Linked DNA regions of Homo sapiens: region 2 is linked to region 1. A link is an interaction called in ENCODE POLR2A ChIA-PET data of the cell type or tissue named here. Cell type or tissue: PC-9. All regions are shown on one strand. Each heading gives the region's core, and the rest is flanking DNA. Links, peaks and the distances in the headings are about the cores only. Region 1 holds the start of RBFOX2 (RNA binding fox-1 homolog 2). Region 2 overlaps RBFOX2 (RNA binding fox-1 homolog 2).

Region 1 (8,338 bases), core at 99-8,098:
TCGGCCTCCTAAAGTGCTGGGATTACAGGTGTGAGCCACCATGCCCAGTTGGGAAGGGAGAATTCTTATGCTACCAGTTCAATAAGTAAAAATTTCAGAAGACCAACTGCTGATGTCCCTAGGTTAAAGAAAAAAAAAAAAAAGACAAAACCCGCTGTTGTTTCATAGGCCACCAGGAAATATCCTGGTTATCCCTCAAAGCCATACTGCTTGGTTGAACAGGATCAGGTTGTGGGGTACTGCCAAGTGGAAACCGCTGACTTAGGTTGGGGCTAATTCAGCACAAGAACAAGCTTGTAGGCACTTGGACTTCCACCTTGGTGGTCCAAATAATAATACTAAGAGATGTGTCAGGGCTGGGCGTGGTGGCTCACGCCTGTAATCCCAGCACTTTGGGAGGCTGAGGCGGGAGGATCAGTTGAGGCCAAGAGTTTGAGACCAGCCTGACCAACATGGTGAAACCCTGTCTCTGCTAAAAATACACAAAGTTAGCTGGGCATGGTGGTGCGTGACTCTAATCCCAGCTACTTGGCAGGCTGAGGCAGGAGAATCGCTTGAATCTGGGAGGCGGGGGTTGCAGTGAGCTGAGATTGGGCCACTGCACTCCAGCCTGGGAGACAGTGAGATCCTGTCTCAAAAAAAAGAAGAAGAAGAAGAAGAAAGAAGAAGAAAGAAGAAAGAAGAAAGAAGAAAGAAGAAAGAAGAAAGAAGAAGAAGAAGAAGAAGTTGTTTAAGGCTTCTCTTTCCAAGGCCCCTGGTTAAGCTTACTGTATCACTAACCAAATTAGTTGATGAATAATTACCACCTATTAAGCAGTTACTATGTTAGGCACTGTGCTAAGTGTTTACTTTTGTCCCATTTAATCCTTAGAACAACACTGTGACTATTATTGTTATCCTACAAATGAGGAATGGAAGGCTTAGTGAAACAAAGTAATTTGCCCAGCATAGTGGTTGCACCAAGGGGTTACTGGGGTGCTTTGCTTGCCGCATGTGAATCTCTAGCAGCCCCACTCAAGTCACCTTACATAATTAAAAAAAACCCAATAATAATGATAATGATATTCTTTGATCTTGACAATGAATGTTTTTTCACTCTCATTTAAAATGTGAATAAAGGTCAGGCCTGGTGGTTCATGCCTGTAATCCCAGTACTTCGGGAGGCCAAAGGGGGGGAATCACTTGAGGTCAGGAGTTCGAGACCAGCCTGGCCAACATGGTGAAACCCTGTCTCTACTAAAAATACAAAAAATTAGCCGGGCGTGGTGGTGGGCGCCTGTAATCACAGCTCCTTGGGAAGTTGAGGCACAAGAATTGCTTGAACCCAGGAGGTGGAGGTTGCAGTGAGCCGAGATCACACCACTGCACTCCAGTCTGGGTGACAGAGCGAGACTCCATCTGAAAAAAAAAAAGTGAATAAAGTGATAATGGTACTACTAATAAGCTATTATTAGTTAGCTATAAGTGTTAGCTGTAACACTTATGGAGCGCTTATCCTAAATCATTCCGTTCAAAGTTCTAAACGTGATAACATTAAATTCTTACAATAATCTTTTCAGGAAGGTATTATTGTTATCCTAATTTGCAGATGAAGAAACTGAGACACAGAGGGGGTAAGTAGCTGTCACAAGGCATCATGACTTGCAGGTGGCAGAGCTAAAACTCTGCTATTTTTACTGATTTATAACACAGCCTAAGTAATACAAACAATATGCTCAATACAACAACTCACCTTCAAGGCAAGTCCTCCCGACTTCCCTTCCAACCAGTCTGCAATCCCCAAACACCTTTTATATGGAAGTTCTTAGTCACCACTGGTCCCAGATTACGTGGGCAGGAGGTGGGAAGCCTGCGTTCTCATCTGGGTTGGTCTGACTCTGAAGCAGGGATCTTTACTGTTGTACTGTTCCAGCCCCAGCCAGGTTAAACCCAGGTTCAAAGGCCAAATCACACACTGGTTGGAAATGACCTTGGAAATCATCTAACCCAGCGTTTCTCAACCTCCGCACTATTGACATTTGGGGTTGGATAACTCTCCTGGGGGGACCGTCCTGTGCATGATAGGATGTCAAGCAACATTCCTGGCTTCTACACACTAGATGCCAGCAGCACCTCCCCACTGTAACAATCAAAAATGCCTTCAGTCGGCCAGGCGCGGCAGCTAACTCCTGTAATCTCAGCACTTTGGGAGGCCGAGGCAGGCGGATCACCTGAAGTCAGGAGTTCGAGACCAGCCTGGCCAACATGGTGAAACCCCATCTCTACTAAAAATACAAAAATTAGTTGGTGGCGCACACCTGTAGTCCCAGCTACTGGGGAGGCTGAGGCAGGAGAATCGCTTGAACCCAGGAGGCAGAGGTTGCAGTCAGCCGAGATCGCGCCACTGCACTTAAGCCTGGGCGACAGAGCGAGACTCTGTCTCAAAAAAAAAAAAAAAAAAAAAAAAAAAAATGCCTTCAGTCACTGACAAATGTGGGAGTGGAGGTGGTGGAATGGCAAAATTTCTCCTTGGTTGAAAGCCACTGATCCAAACCATCTCATTTTACAAATGATGGAGCTGAGGTCCAAAGAGATGAAGTAACTTGTTTAAGCTAGTTAGCAAAGCCAAGATTAGAATCCAGGTTATTCACGCAATATCCTTTTATTTCTATAACGTACAGGGCACGATATGGAACTCAGAGGAAGTCACTGCAGTCCTTGTCCTCACAGTCTGGTAGGGGAGAGAATCTATTGCACAGATATCTCTATCTCCACGAAGTTGGTAAGTCATAAAGTGCTCCTCAGGCAGCAAGGTACGAAGAAAGAGAATATGTTCTCGTGTTCTGAATTCCGGATCTGCCACTTTTTTGCTGCAGGATTTAACTAAGGTTCAGTTTCATCATCAATGAAATGGAGATCATGGTATCTACTTATATCACCAGTTTGAAACGGGTCTGTGGATGCATTGTGCAAACTCTAAAGCTCTTACAAACATCGGGTATTATTACTAACTTCATTAGGAATGTGAGTTATATTAGAGTAAAAGCTCTCAGAACTGGGGTGAACCATAGAGGGGTGGCTTCATTCCTCGACCTTCCAATTTGAGACATTTTTTCTTCTGCGGGAGGGGAAGCAGGCAAATAGCCTGCCTCTCACAGAGTGCCCATTCCCTCTCCGGGAACCAAGGTGCTCAGGCGAGTAAACTCAGGACTTAACTCTGTACAACTAGTACCGCAAGCAGGAGCCACTCCCTGGCCTTCGGGTCTCTCAAGCCCCGCCTGCTCCAGGATACGGCCCCGCCCAGAAAGGAGACAGACCCCGCCCCCCCCGCGCTGCCCCGCACTCCAGCCGCGCTGTGCCTCCAGGACAATCCCAGGCCCGTGCCGGAGATTCCCGAGCTTCCCCGATCGCTTCCCGGCCTCCCTCGGGCAGCCAGCGAGGAGACTACGGAGATTGCCGAGGGGGCCTGGCCCCGCCCCCCCCGCGGGCCGCCACCGCCCCCCTCGCCGTAGCCTCCCGCGCGGGCTGGAGTTCTACATCCCGGTCCCTCCCTCCCTCCCTCTTTCTCTCTCCCCGCCTTCCCGGTGCTGCCACAGTGGCGGGTCGGAGGATCCCGGCCAGTCAGCTCGTTCCTGCCTCGCGCCCCTCCTCCCCCCAAAATAAACAGCCCTCCCCACGCCTCGGGAGCCCGGACCGCCCCCTTCCTCCCTCGGCCGGCGTGCTGTGAGGGAGAGTGTGAGCCAGCGCGGCCGGTGGGCGAGCTCCGGGAGTGCGAGAGGCGGGGCGGCGCGGCGGGCCGGGCCGGGTTTCGCGTGTGCGTGCGGGGGCGCGAGCGAGTGCTCATCACGACCCGCCAGTGGCCCCGCGCCGACAACCCGGCGGGCGGGCGGGCGGGGAGCAAGCGGTCAGGCAAGGAGCGGCGGCCGCGAGGCGCGGAGGGGCGCGGAGTCCGCTCGCGCGCACGCACGCACGCACGCGGGGGCGGGGGCAGGCGCGCGCCCGCCTGTCGCGACAGTCGGGGCCGAGGCCCAGGGGGAGGTGGCCTGTCGCGGGTCGCCCGGCTCCCGGAGGCGAGGGGGGCGCGGGCGGATGGCGGAGGGCGCCCAGCCGCATCAGCCGCCTCAGCTCGGGCCCGGCGCCGCCGCCCGGGGCATGAAGCGGGAGTCGGAGCTGGAGCTGCCGGTGCCCGGAGCGGGAGGAGACGGAGCCGATCCCGGCCTGAGCAAGCGGCCGCGCACTGAGGAGGCGGCGGCCGACGGTGGCGGCGGGATGCAGGTGACCGCGCGGGACGGGGCGCCCAGTTATTGCGGGGGTGGGCGTGAGGGTCGACACCGGGCTCCCCGGCTTGGAGAGAGGGAGGGCCTCCGGGAGTCCTGGGTTGGAGGTGGGATGGGGGGCCATTCGGGGCCTGGTTGGAAGGTGGGGCGAGCTCGGGCTAGGAACGAAGGTTGCAGGACTGAACCTGGTGTGCCCGAGAGGGTCCTGATTCCTGAGGGGCCAGGAGGCACGACGAGTGGATAGGTTTTGGGGGGAAATCGAACAAGGTTGAGATGGATTCCATTTTTTCAAATCCTTCCTTAGTGCCTTGGGGTGGAGTGGAAGCCGGGAAATCCTGGCTTCTCTGGACTGAGTCGAGGAAAAGGAGATCTGGTGGGAAACCTCCCGAGAAGAGGGAGTACCTTTTGGCAGCCCTGGGCACACGCTGGGATGGGGAAGAGAAGTGGCATTTCAATGAGAGGAGTGAAAAGAAAACTCCTCGAGAGAGCCCCGAGGGGATGTGGCTGAGATTGTGGGTTAAATCACACAGAGTGTGAGAAGTACAAGGAGTTTGGTAATGTTATGGGGACACGGTGGTGCTCAGTCTCATTTACTTTGTGGAGCATACTAATGAGTCTGAAGGGAGACACTAGACATGTCCCTCCTGTTCTTTGCCAATTGCATTCTACATCACCAGGACACAAAATAGCTCTTTAATGTCCCGGGCTATAAAAAAAATTTTTTTATAGGGCTATTAGAAGACTGGATTCTCAATTCTGGATTGAAAGATAAACGTGGTTAATTTGGGTAGGGAATGGGAAAGGTATTGATGTCAGCTGACTTCATAGTTTTGAAGAAGACCTTGAAACCTTTGGAGGTTTTACGATTTGGTCTTTGCCCAGAAAATACTGCTATGACATGATGAGTCTCACCTACCAACAGTTGTGCAGACTTGTGCCTAATTCTCTCGGAGTCATAGGATGTTAGAGGGATGCTAGGAGGACTAGACATCATCTTTTCCAGGGGTTCTTAACCTGGGAAGACTTGGAAGATTCTTACTCATAGTAGGTGATGTGCACTTTTTGGTGGAGGAGAGTCAATAGTTTTCATCTTTGTTTTTTTTGGAGGAGATTCAAGTCCCAGCTTGTTTTAACCACCTTATTTTATAGATGGGGAATCAGAAGTCCAGAGAAGATGGTGACTTGGGTAAGGCCACCCAGTTAGCTAATAGTAAAACTAGAACTAGAAGCCTGGTCTTCTAATTCCTATTCCTGTGCTGTCTCCATTACACCACTCTTGGAAATCTCTGCAGTGCTAAAAGACTTCCTGTGCTCTGCTCCCTGCTTTTCAAGCCTCTGCCTGACTTCCTGTGTTAGGGACAGAGCTGTACTTAAGCCTAGCATGTTTGTTGTATGCTTCTTGGTCTCCTTTGCAGAGTTTACCCTGTTACTTCTGTTGATTTAGGTAAAGTGACCCTCTTGGTGTTTATTTTTGAATTCTTTTGTTTTGTTTGCCTGCTTTTATTTTCCATTAGAACTCTGTCAGGCAGAGGGATTGTGAGAAGTAAAAGCTCAGGGCCATGGCAAAAAAGACAGGAATGTGGGAGACTTCAGGTGAGGTGAGCTAATATTGGATGATAAGGAGGGAAGACTGGATGTAGGTGCTGGTGAGCAGGTTCTACTTGGTGTGTGTGTGTGTGTGTGTGTGTGTGTGTGTATGTATTCATTTATCATTTCTGTCAATCCTAGTTAATAGTGAGACCCCCGTCCCTTTCCCTCATTTACTCCTGGGGCCTATTATCTGTTGGTTGCCTTCAAACTGGCTAAAGATAGTGATATTTGGAAATGGAGCAGTGTGTAGGGACTTCGCAGGGGTGTGCAGAGGAAAGAGTGGTTAGGTCCTTGGGGGTACAAATTGGCAGCTGAGAGTTATCCCTCCGAGAATCCTTTTTTCACTTCTTGTATTTTATTTTCTTTCTATACATTCTCTTTTTTTTTTTTTTGCCCAGGCTGGAGTGCAATGGCACGATCTCGGCTCACTGCAACCTCCACCTCCACCTCCACCTCTGGGTTCAAGGGATTCTCCTGCCTCAGCTTCCTGAGTAGATGGGATTACAGGCGTCTGCCACCATGCCCAGCTAATTTTTCTTATTTTTAGTAGAGAGGGGGTTTCACCAGGTTGGCCAGGCTGGTCTCGAACTCCTGACCTCAGGTGATTCACCCACCTCAGCCTCCCAAAATGTTGGGATTACAGGTGTGAGCCACCACACCCGGCCTTCTATACATTCCCATTGTTGTAGGTCCATTCCCCTATGTCATACAGGTATTCAAATCATTGATTTAGGCCCTGCCTTCAACTAGCTGAATGGTTCTGCAGAAATCTTTCATTTTGGGGCCTCTGTTTTCCTTAGTTGTAAAATAAAGTATGTGTACAAGATGATTTCCCTTGTAATCCACCCACCTCGGCCTCCCAAAGTGCTGGGATTACAGGTGTGAGGCACCGCACCCGGCCAAGTTCTAAGTTACCTTCTAAAAGTTATAAGTCCAGTTCACTGTCCTTAAGGTGCATGCAATCTATGTGGGGAGACAAATGGGCGAAAAGTTTTTTTTAAAGAAGCGTGCATTTTTAAAGAAGTGTGAGAGTATTACATGAATATACTTAATGTTTATTCATTGAACTAACATTTATTAAGCAGCTGCTACATCCCAGGCACTGTTTTAACCCTAAGAGATATAATAGTGAACAACAACAACAAAAAACCCTTGCTGTCATGGAACTAATATTGAATGGAAAGAGACATCTAATAAATCAACAACTATAATTGTGTGGTGATAAGGGCTAAAAAGAAAAAGCAGGGAAAGGGAGAGATGGAAAGGGAGAGAATGAAGATGGTTACGGAAGGGCTTTAAGATAGATGGCCTATGAGTGAAGTGAGGTAATGGGCCATTCAGATGCTTTCGGAAAGAGGGTTCAGGTAGAGGAGGTGAGGGTGCACAGGCATTGAGAAAGACTGCTTGGTTTGTTTGGAAACAGGAGACCAATGTATTAATAGCTGGAGCAGAGAGAGCAAGGGCAGGTAGTCTTAGGAGATGGTATCAGTGGTTTAGAAATATCTATAGGCCCTATGTAAATACACACTTTAAAAATCTTAGCCGGGCGCAGTGGCTCACGCCTGTAATCCCAGCACTTTGGGAGACTGAGGCGGGTGGATCGCCTGAGATCAGGAGTTCGAGACCAGCCTGGCCAACATAGTGAAACCCGTCTCTACTAAAAATACAAAAAATTAGCCAGGCGTGGTGGCAGGCGCCTGTAATCCCAGCTACTAGGGAGGCTGAGGCAGGAGAATCACTTGAACTCGGGAGGCGGAGGTTGCAGTTAGCTGAGGTTGCGCCATTGCACTCCAGGCTGGGCAACAAGAGCGAAAATCTGTCTCAAAAAAATAAAAAAAATCTTATCGTAGCCAGTGTTTTGGGTATGTGGGTTTGTCTTAAAGTACACGTCTTTTTTTTCTTTTTTTTTGAGATGGAGTCTCACTGTTGCCCAGGCTGGAGTGCAGTGGCTTGATCTCAGCTCACTGCAACCTCTGCCTCCTGGGTTCAAGCAATTCTTATGCCTCAGCCTCCTGAGTAGCTGGGATTACAGGCATGTGCCACCACACCCCGCTAATTTTTGTATTTATAGTAGAGATGAGGTTTCACCATGTTGGCCAGGCTGGTCTCGAACTCCTGACCTCAGGTGATCGCCTGCGTTGGCCTCCCAAAGTGCTGAGATTACAGGCATGAGCCACTGCACCTGGCCTGTTTTCTTAACACGTTTTCTAACTCCTTTTGTGAAGCCTTCCCTGACAGCTTAGTTCACACCATTCCGATCCTACTCTTGCCTCTTGGTATATTGATGCTTAATTGTGTGTCATCTTTTATTGTCCCTTAATTGTTTTATTATTCTTGTTTCACTGCTAAGATTGTAAGCTTCTAAAAGATAGGAACTATATTTCCTTTGTATTTATCCTTCGTAATACCTAACAGTTTTGGGTACTTGGTAAGTGCTCAATGCCTGTTAAATTGAAATTGAAATTTACCTTTTACAGATAGTTAAGGATTAA
Region 2 (8,338 bases), core at 73-8,072, 210 kb after region 1:
AGCTATGATGAAGACGTTTATGATTCAGTCCCTGGTTGACTTAGGGACTTTACTTGTTAAATGATTAAAGAATATATAAGCCACCATGTAACCATGGTTGTAGACAAAATGTGTTTTGTTCTGGGAAAGGGATAGGGAAAATTTTTCTCTGTTACTATATGTATATCATGTGAATTTTCTATTTTAAAGAGGTAGACTACAACAGAATACCCAACAAAATTTATAAAGCATAATTAAATATTTTGTAATTCAGAAGACACTCTACTACTTTGCCAGTGTTTTATTTGGAACCTGAGTGACATCTATTTCTTTGTTTTGTTTTTTCCTTAGAGACATGGTCTCTCTCTGTTGCTCAGGATGGAGTACAGTGGTGTGATCTAGGCTCACTGCATCCTCAAACTCCTGGGCTCAAGTGGTCCTCTCACCTCAGCCCCCTGAGTAGGTAGTACTACAGGTGCATGCCACCACACCTGGCTATTTAAAAAAATTTTTTTTGTAGAGATAGGGTCTCGCTATGTTGCCCAGGCTGGTCTTGAACTCCTGGCCTCAAGCAGTCCTCCCACCCCGGCCTTCCAAAGTGCTGGGATTACAGGTGTGAGCAATGCCACCTGGCCTATTTTTAAGGCTATTCCAGTTTAGCATATGGAAGATGCAAACTTAATTGTCCATGATGACAAAATAATAAATTAATTTAGATTGTAGTGAAAAGTTTGGTTGAGAAAAAGAATAATTTTCCATGGATTGTGTAAATCCATTGGAATAGAATATTTACATTGAATAGAACAGACAGTTAACTATTAATTGTAAGGGCCTTCCATTTCCAAAGAAGCAGGTAGCTGAACCAGAGTAGTTCTTGCTGTCTGTTGTTGCCAGTGGAAGACATGATTCATGAATGTTTGAGGTTCTAAATACTTGTTTAAGGAGAAATAGAGGAAAGAGCTTTTAAGAGGTTGGAAATATTAAGACTATTACAGGGTTTGTTGCTTTTCACCTAATAGACTATAGGTTTGAATGACTTTGTTCTGAAATATTTATTTTCCTGTTTAAATATTCATTGCTGTGAGATTTCAAAACTCAGCCTCAAGGGAAAGACCGGACTGGCTTTTCCCTCTGAGTAATTCAGAAGAGGGGTGTGTGTGTGTGTGTGTGTGTGTGTGTGTGTGTGTTGACAAGTGATTTGGAGGCAAGTTTACAATATTCTTGTTGGCCAAGCCTGTAACTGCCCTTAAATTTACATATACCAGCTTGTGTCATTTATTGGTATTCTAAGCAAGGATTTATATTGTATTGCCTGGTTTTTTAAAAATTTATTTTATTAATTGTCTGTTTATAAGAGCTCAAGATTGTACTGGTCGTGTTCCTGAATTCCAACGCCCCCTTACATGACTGCAGCACACTCATCTTTTGGTCCTGATTCTTTAGTTATACCCACGCTAAAAGAAGGATCCATTGTGAGGCCTACATTTCAGTAGATTTGCACTTTAGAAAACAACTAGTGTTTATTCTCTTAGCTGCAGGTTCCATATAAGAAGGTAACCCTCTACTTTTAGGAAACTTACATTTATAGCCACTGTTGCCTTCCTCTCATCATCTATGCTCTCTTTTTATTTATTTATTTATTTATTTATTTATTTATTTTGAGACAAAGTCTTACTCTGTTGTCCAGGCTGGAGTGCAGTGGCGCGATCTTGGCTCACTGCAACCTCTGCCTCCGATGTTCAAGTGATTCTCGTGCTTCAGCCTCCCAGGTAGCTGGGATTACAGACGTGCACCATCACACCTGGCTGTTTTTGTATTTTTAGTAGAGATGGAGTTTCACCACGTTGGCCAGGCTGGTCTTGAACTCCTGACCTCATGTGATCTGCATGCCTCAGCCTCCCAAGGTGCTGGAATTACCTTGGGAGCCATGGGGCCTAGCCTCTATGCCCTCTTTAATCTCTTAACTGACTCTGTTCTTCTAAAGGTGTAGATGCTTCAGGACATGTCCTGGAGGCATGCTGTAACCATAATTCTCTCCCATTTTGCCAGCCAAAGCCTCTAAGTCAGTGTTTCTCAGAATGTGGGACCCAAACCATCTACACCAGTAAGTACCAGGGTCCTGTTCCAACCCACTGAATCCTAATCTATGGGGAAAGGATCTTGACATGTGCATTTTTAAATATGTTCCCTGAATGGGTGTTATACGCAATAAAATATGGTCATCTTTGCTTTCAAAGAACAAGGTAAAAGATGAGTTGGTAGGTGTGAGGAGCTGGGTTGTATGGAAGTAGTTTCTTACTGCATCTTACTGTTGAGACTGAAGCAGGAATGGGTGTGTCTGAACTCCTTACCCGAAATTAGACATTTTTTTCTTAAACTAATACTTCAATGGCGATTGGTTTTTATTACAGTAATCCTTATTATATAATCATTGAATCTGTTTCCATGAGCTTCCTTGGGATCTTGGCCATTCAGTAAGTTCCAGACAACCAAGTGAAAAGCGAACTCTTAGAATTCAACCTGAAGGTAAATATTTGGAGACTACATGGAGATTTCATTGTATAGATTTTTCCTCTCAACATCACATTTACCTACAAGTTGCCTAACATCTTATGGCTCTGAGTGTAGTTCAGATGTATTGTAAAAGAGAAAATGTATTACTTTTACCTAACTTACCAGAAATGTATTCAGGATTATTAGACACTTAACACTTTTGTCTGCTCTGGGTGCTCAAAATTGTGAAACTTTCTTGAGGTGAGAAAAGCAAAACAATTCTACCCTACAGCTCTCCTCTAGGTTATGGTAGTTTAAAAAAAAAGTTAAGAACAGTTCAATAGCTTGGTTGTCTTTAGACTTAAAAACAAAACAAAACAAAACAAAAAACGAGAATATTTTAGATACTGAAGGAAGGAGATTTGGGATTTAAGTATTTGTGTAAGTTAAGAATCTAGAGTAATTTTGCTTTAAGTCTTGCAAATGAGCATTGTTTTGTCTTTGTATGTGTTTATCTGATTTATTTATCTGGATTTTCCTGGTCTGTTCTTCTACAGAGTTAATTTTTTTAAAAAAACGGATCCTAGATGATTTTAAATCCAGTGTTGTCTTCTTATCTTTCTGAGAGAACAGTTATATAGCTGTTATTTTCCTCTTGTCACAGACAGCTGGGCAGAAGCCACTGCTTTTAGTACCAGATCTGAGAATGACAGGCCTTTGCCTAGGTACTCTTTTTTTTTAAACAAAGGCAAATAGAGTTTGAAATCTGAGCCCATCTAAGCAAATCCCAAGGGATCAAAATGATATAATTTGTAAAAATACTTAAAAGTAAAAACATTTTATTTGTATTATAATCCTAGAAAATTAATTTCCATTTATAAATAGCACTAGAAAAACTATTAGTGACATTGTCAGTGGTAATAAACTGGTGAGAATATGCTCTACCAAAATAATGAAGTGATTCTTTTATGATGGTGTGAATAAAATTAATATTGATCTGTTTGTGTGCATGATCCATTCTGACCATATATGTGGTATGGGAATTGAGAAGCTTTTAGGATTTGCAGCCTGTTGATTAGAAGCAATACAATAGCAGTTTATGTATATAAGTGGGACTCAAGGTGACCAAACTGAGAAAATTAGAATGAAGTTGAGGAATAAATGAGAAGATATAAACAAAAATACACCCTTCTCTCTCAAAGATTACATAGACTTTAGTTATCCTAGAAATATGAAGACAATTATATTTTGGGTCATTTCTGTGTTCTCTTACAGTACTGTGCATAGGTTTTAAATAATATTCAGAATAATTCAGTAGGAACAGAAAATATGCTAAAGAATCAGTAACAAAACAGTTTCACCTGCTCTCTCAATTAATTTTCACACCCACCTCTGAAGTAAACAACCCATCTGGTAAGTGGTATAATTGGAATTTAAACTCAAGTCTGACTTTTAGGTTCATGCTTTCTTCTGTTTTACTACATTCCATGTAAACTGGGGAGAAGGCACATGGTTGGACCTAGAAAAAACACTGAAAGTCACCTGTCGGTAGGTGATGATTGAACCTCTGAGATTGCTGTGGGTAAGGCAATAGACTGTTGAATGGGTTCCTGTTTGACGACTGTAATACTATAGTTGTCTGTCCATAGCCACGGGTTCTGCATCTGTGGATTCAAGTAGCTGCGGATTGAAAAATTAGGGTGGGAAATTGGATGACTGTGTCTGTACTAAACATGTACAGACATTGTTTCTTTTTAGGAGACAGGGTCTCCCATTGCCCAGGTTGGTCTCAAACTCCTGAGCTCAAGAGATCCTCCCTCCTTGGCCTCCCAAAGCATTAGGATTACAGCTGTGAGCCACTGGCCTGACCAGACTCTTTTTTCTTGACACTTTTTTCTTTTCTTTTCTTTTTTTTTTTTTTTTTTTTTTTTTTGAGACAGGGTTCCACTCTGTCGCCCAGGCTGGAATGCAGTGCCATAATCATAGCTCGCCACAGCCTCTATCTCCCAAGCTCAAGTGATCCTCTTGTCTCAGCCTCCTGAGCAACTGGGACTACAGGCACATGCTACCATGCCCAGCTAATTTTTAAAAATTTTTTGTGGAGACAGGATCCCACTATGTTGCCTAGGTTGGTCTCAAACTCCTGGGCTCAAGTGATCCTCCCTCCTCAGCCTCCCAAAGATCTGGAATTACAGGCATGAGCCACCATGCAGGGCCTTGTCATTATTTTCTAAACACTACAGCATAACAACTATTTACATAACATTTACATTGTACTAGGTATTATAAGTAATATAGAGATGATTTAAAGTACACAAGAGGATGTGTGTAAGTAGGTTATATGCAAATACTATGCCATTTTATATAAAGGGCTTGAGTATCCAAGGATTTTGGCATCTGTGGTGGGCGGGGGCTGGGAGGTTCCTGGAACCAATTACCTGCAGATATGAAGGGACAACTGTATGTTTGAATTCAGAATGAAAACATTTAGCATATTTCACATTGTACACCAAAAGGCTGTATATAATATGTATCGCCTCTGTTACTATCTGTGGTTTAAAAGAGAAAGACATCATTCTCAACTCAGAAATTAATAGTTACATTTGATTTTCACTCACAGCTGGTCAACAACTCTTAAAGCCTGTGTTTGTAAGACAGAAGGAAATTAAGTGCATAAAGCACAAGCATGTAAATGTTGATTCTTTGCTTTCCTAATGCTTCCCCACTTCTACTTTCCCATCCCTGCACTCCAGTTTGATATCAACCCAAGATACCAACACTTGTTTCACTCTGTGTTATCCCTTGTTATGCTCTCTAGCCCAACAAAGCAGTTTGCTGTAATGTGCACACACCTGACTTTCTATCTCAGTCTTCCTCTATTTCATAAATGTTTAACACTTCATATTTATTATGTACGATGTGGGATTCTACATTGTACAGGACTGTCTCCACCCATCATAATGAGCCTTTTAATCTAATAGGGGAGTTAAAATACATATTTACGTTTGCTAAGTATGAGGCTTTAGATTTCAATGTCTTATAGGGGATGCAAGCTAAATGTTATAAGAATATAGGAAAGGAAGGAATTACTTTTAACTGGAAACAGAAGAAAGTTTATAAATTGCTAGGTTAGGGAAAAGAGCTATTCTGTCTAGCCTTGTGGACTAAAGAGAAAGCTAGTAATTTCTTTTCTCAGATGAGATATACTTAAGCAGCTTAGCCTCTGGTAATAGAAACAAAACATTTTTATATAAGTATAGAGGTAAATTCATACCTAGAAATACTCATGTGAACTGTTATCTCATAGTTTGCTGAAGGCTGTTGTACTTCTCTTCTGAGCATAGAACTTTGGAATATGGCCTGGAAATTTAATACAAATCTGAAACCATTTGACATTTTTAATAATGTATACTTGGGGAAATATTCAGACATTGCATGCTATATGAGAGAAAATGTTAAATCACTCCTATCCCAATTTCATTCCCTTAATATATAAACAATTGTTGTTACATTTTTAACAAAAATTTTAAAAGAAATTTCTGTAAGTAACAAAATAATCCACTAAGAATTTCTTCTTGACCTCTTAAGGGAGGTACATAACCCCTCTAGGAAAACAGAGCCTCTGCCTGGCTTGCATTTCTGTAAAACGCCTAGTGCCTAGGCTACAAGTGGATTGCAGGAAATGTTTTTACCTTTCTCCCCATCTCCCACTGCTAATTGATGTGTTTATTCAGTTATCTGAGTCAGCCCTGTTGAGAATAACGCTGTGAGAGAATTCATACTGTGTACTTGTGTGCCAGAGTCTCATTCCCAGCAGGCTGGGGTGGAGAATGGAGGCTGGAGTAAAACGAGGAGGCTGAAAGGAGCAGTGTCAGAGCAGGAGAAAGTCGCCTTGGCCTTGTTAATCCTAACTTGAAAACTCTATCTTTTAGCTTTTACCAATTATTTAGTAGAACTTTCTTATGGATTCCTGTGAGATTATATTTATGCCTGATGTGGGCATAAGACCTTTGGTGCTCTTATTGTGTTTCATTCACCAGTCCACCTGAATTCCAATTCAATTCTTTTTCATGTCTGTCTTCAGGCCAGTAGATTCAGCGAGGGCTTCTGAAGCAGTATGTTTCATATGGCTAGAGAGAGACAGAGAGATAGAGCATTGAATAATTTGAAGGGGAAGGGAGATAACTATTTTATATCTCTCGTCAGATGCCCAGAATAGCTATAAAGACATCATAAAAACTATCCTAACCTAGAAATAACGTAAAGAAGTTATATGGTGATGGGTGACGAAGATAGACTTTTTCCAAAAAAATTTAAAGTTTTCATAACATATTTTCTAAGAACTAAAGAGAGGGGTTTTTTTTTTTTTCTATCTTTTGAGATGGAGTCTCACTCACTCTGTTGCCCGGGCTAGAGTTTAATGGCAGCGATGTCAGTTCACTGCAATGTCCTCCTCCTGAGTTCAAGCGATTCTCCTGCCTCAGCTTCCAAGATATCTGAGATTAAAGGCATTTGGCACCATGCTTGGCTAATTTTTGTATTTTTAATAGGGATGGAGTTTCACCATGTTGGCCAGGCTGGTATTGAACTCCTGACCTCAAGTGATCTGCCCGCCTCAGCCTCACAAGGTGCTGGGATTACAGAAGTGAGCCACCACACCCAGCCTTTTTTTTTTTTTTTTTTCCCTTAAGAGACGTGGTCTTTCTGTTGCCCAGGCTAGGGTGATGCAATCATGGCTCACTGCAGCCTCCAGCTCCTGGGCTCAAGCAGTCCTCCTTTCTCAGCCTCACAAGTAGCTGGGACTACACATACCACCATGCCCAGCTAATTTTTTAAAGTTTTTCTAGAGACAGGGTCTCTTTGTGTTGGCCAGGCTGATCTTGAACTCCTAGCCGCAGGCAGTCCTCCCATCTCAGCCTCCCAAAGTGCTGGGATTACAAGGGCATGAACCATTATGTCCAATAGCAGGAAAATTTTTATGTAAAGCAATTTATTTTTATTTTTATTATTAATTTCTGTTACAGAATCTTCATTCCTGCCTTTACCAGTTTGCAAGGGCTGCCATAAGAAAGTATTACATAACAATATAGCAATGTATTTTCTTACCATTCTGGAGGCTAGAAGTGCAAGATCAGGGTGTCAGCAGGGTTGGTTTCTTCTGATGTCTTTTTTGTTGGCTTGTAGATGGTCATGCTCTGTGTCTTCACATGGGCCTCCCTCTGTATGTGTCTGTATCCACATTCCCTTTTCTTATAAGGACACCACTCCAATTGGATTAAGGCCCACCCTCATGACATCACTTTAATTACCTTTTTAAAGACCTTATCTTTAAAAACAGTGACATTTTGAGGTACTGAGGGTTAGAACTTCAACATACGGGTTGGAGACTGAGCACAACTCAGTCTATGACTCTGCCCCTTCCCACTGATAACTGTAATCAGTTCATCACTTTTTATCTAGACTGTGGCAGCCCCCCACCCCCAATTCTCTGCCTTTTTTCTTTCACCACTATTGTGTAAAGCAGTTTTTATTACCAAGTAGAAATGATTCTTGGACATTGGAGACAGCTGAATTTTGAAGTTGTTTAACTTTTAAATGGAAGAGAGTTATGAATTTTTGTTTCAAGGTAGGTCACTACCATTCTCTTAAGAGTAACACAGTAATTCAGTGTTTCAGAATATTGGCTTCCCCTTATTGATGATATATTTTTTGTCATTCTCTTTAGTATTAAAAACAATATATTTGTATAGGTTTTATTACAAAAGTAATATATGTTTATTATTGGGGCACAAGGAAACTTTTGGGGGTTTTGGATATATGTGTTGACTATCTTGATTGTGGTGATGATTTCATGAGAATATAAGTG

Evidence for each region. Peaks named below come from ENCODE experiments on the same cell type or tissue, not always from the same donor. Only the 100,000 strongest peaks of a DNase experiment are listed, where the experiment ranks them.
Region 2: POLR2A ChIA-PET joins it to region 1 with 12 read pairs; 3 of 35 experiments call an interaction of 5 or more read pairs at or near these places.

Annotation. Positions count from the first base shown.
Region 1 is chr22:36,024,156-36,032,493 of GRCh38, reverse strand. RBFOX2 (RNA binding fox-1 homolog 2) reads left to right here and starts at 3,670. Exons shown (of 14, transcript NM_001349999.2): 1 at 3,670-4,254. The coding sequence starts at 4,069. RefSeq lists a silencer at 3,435-3,504. In PC-9, for the core only: no CTCF peak of the experiment used is centred there; a DNase peak (open chromatin) is centred at 3,453; H3K4me3 peaks cover 3,356 bases; H3K27ac peaks cover 1,898 bases.
Region 2 is chr22:35,810,778-35,819,115 of GRCh38, reverse strand. The region is part of intron 2 of RBFOX2 (RNA binding fox-1 homolog 2); the gene reads left to right. Among named protein-coding and RNA genes, the nearest start is that of APOL5, 97 kb to the right of the region's middle. In PC-9, for the core only: no CTCF peak of the experiment used is centred there; no DNase peak of the experiment used is centred there.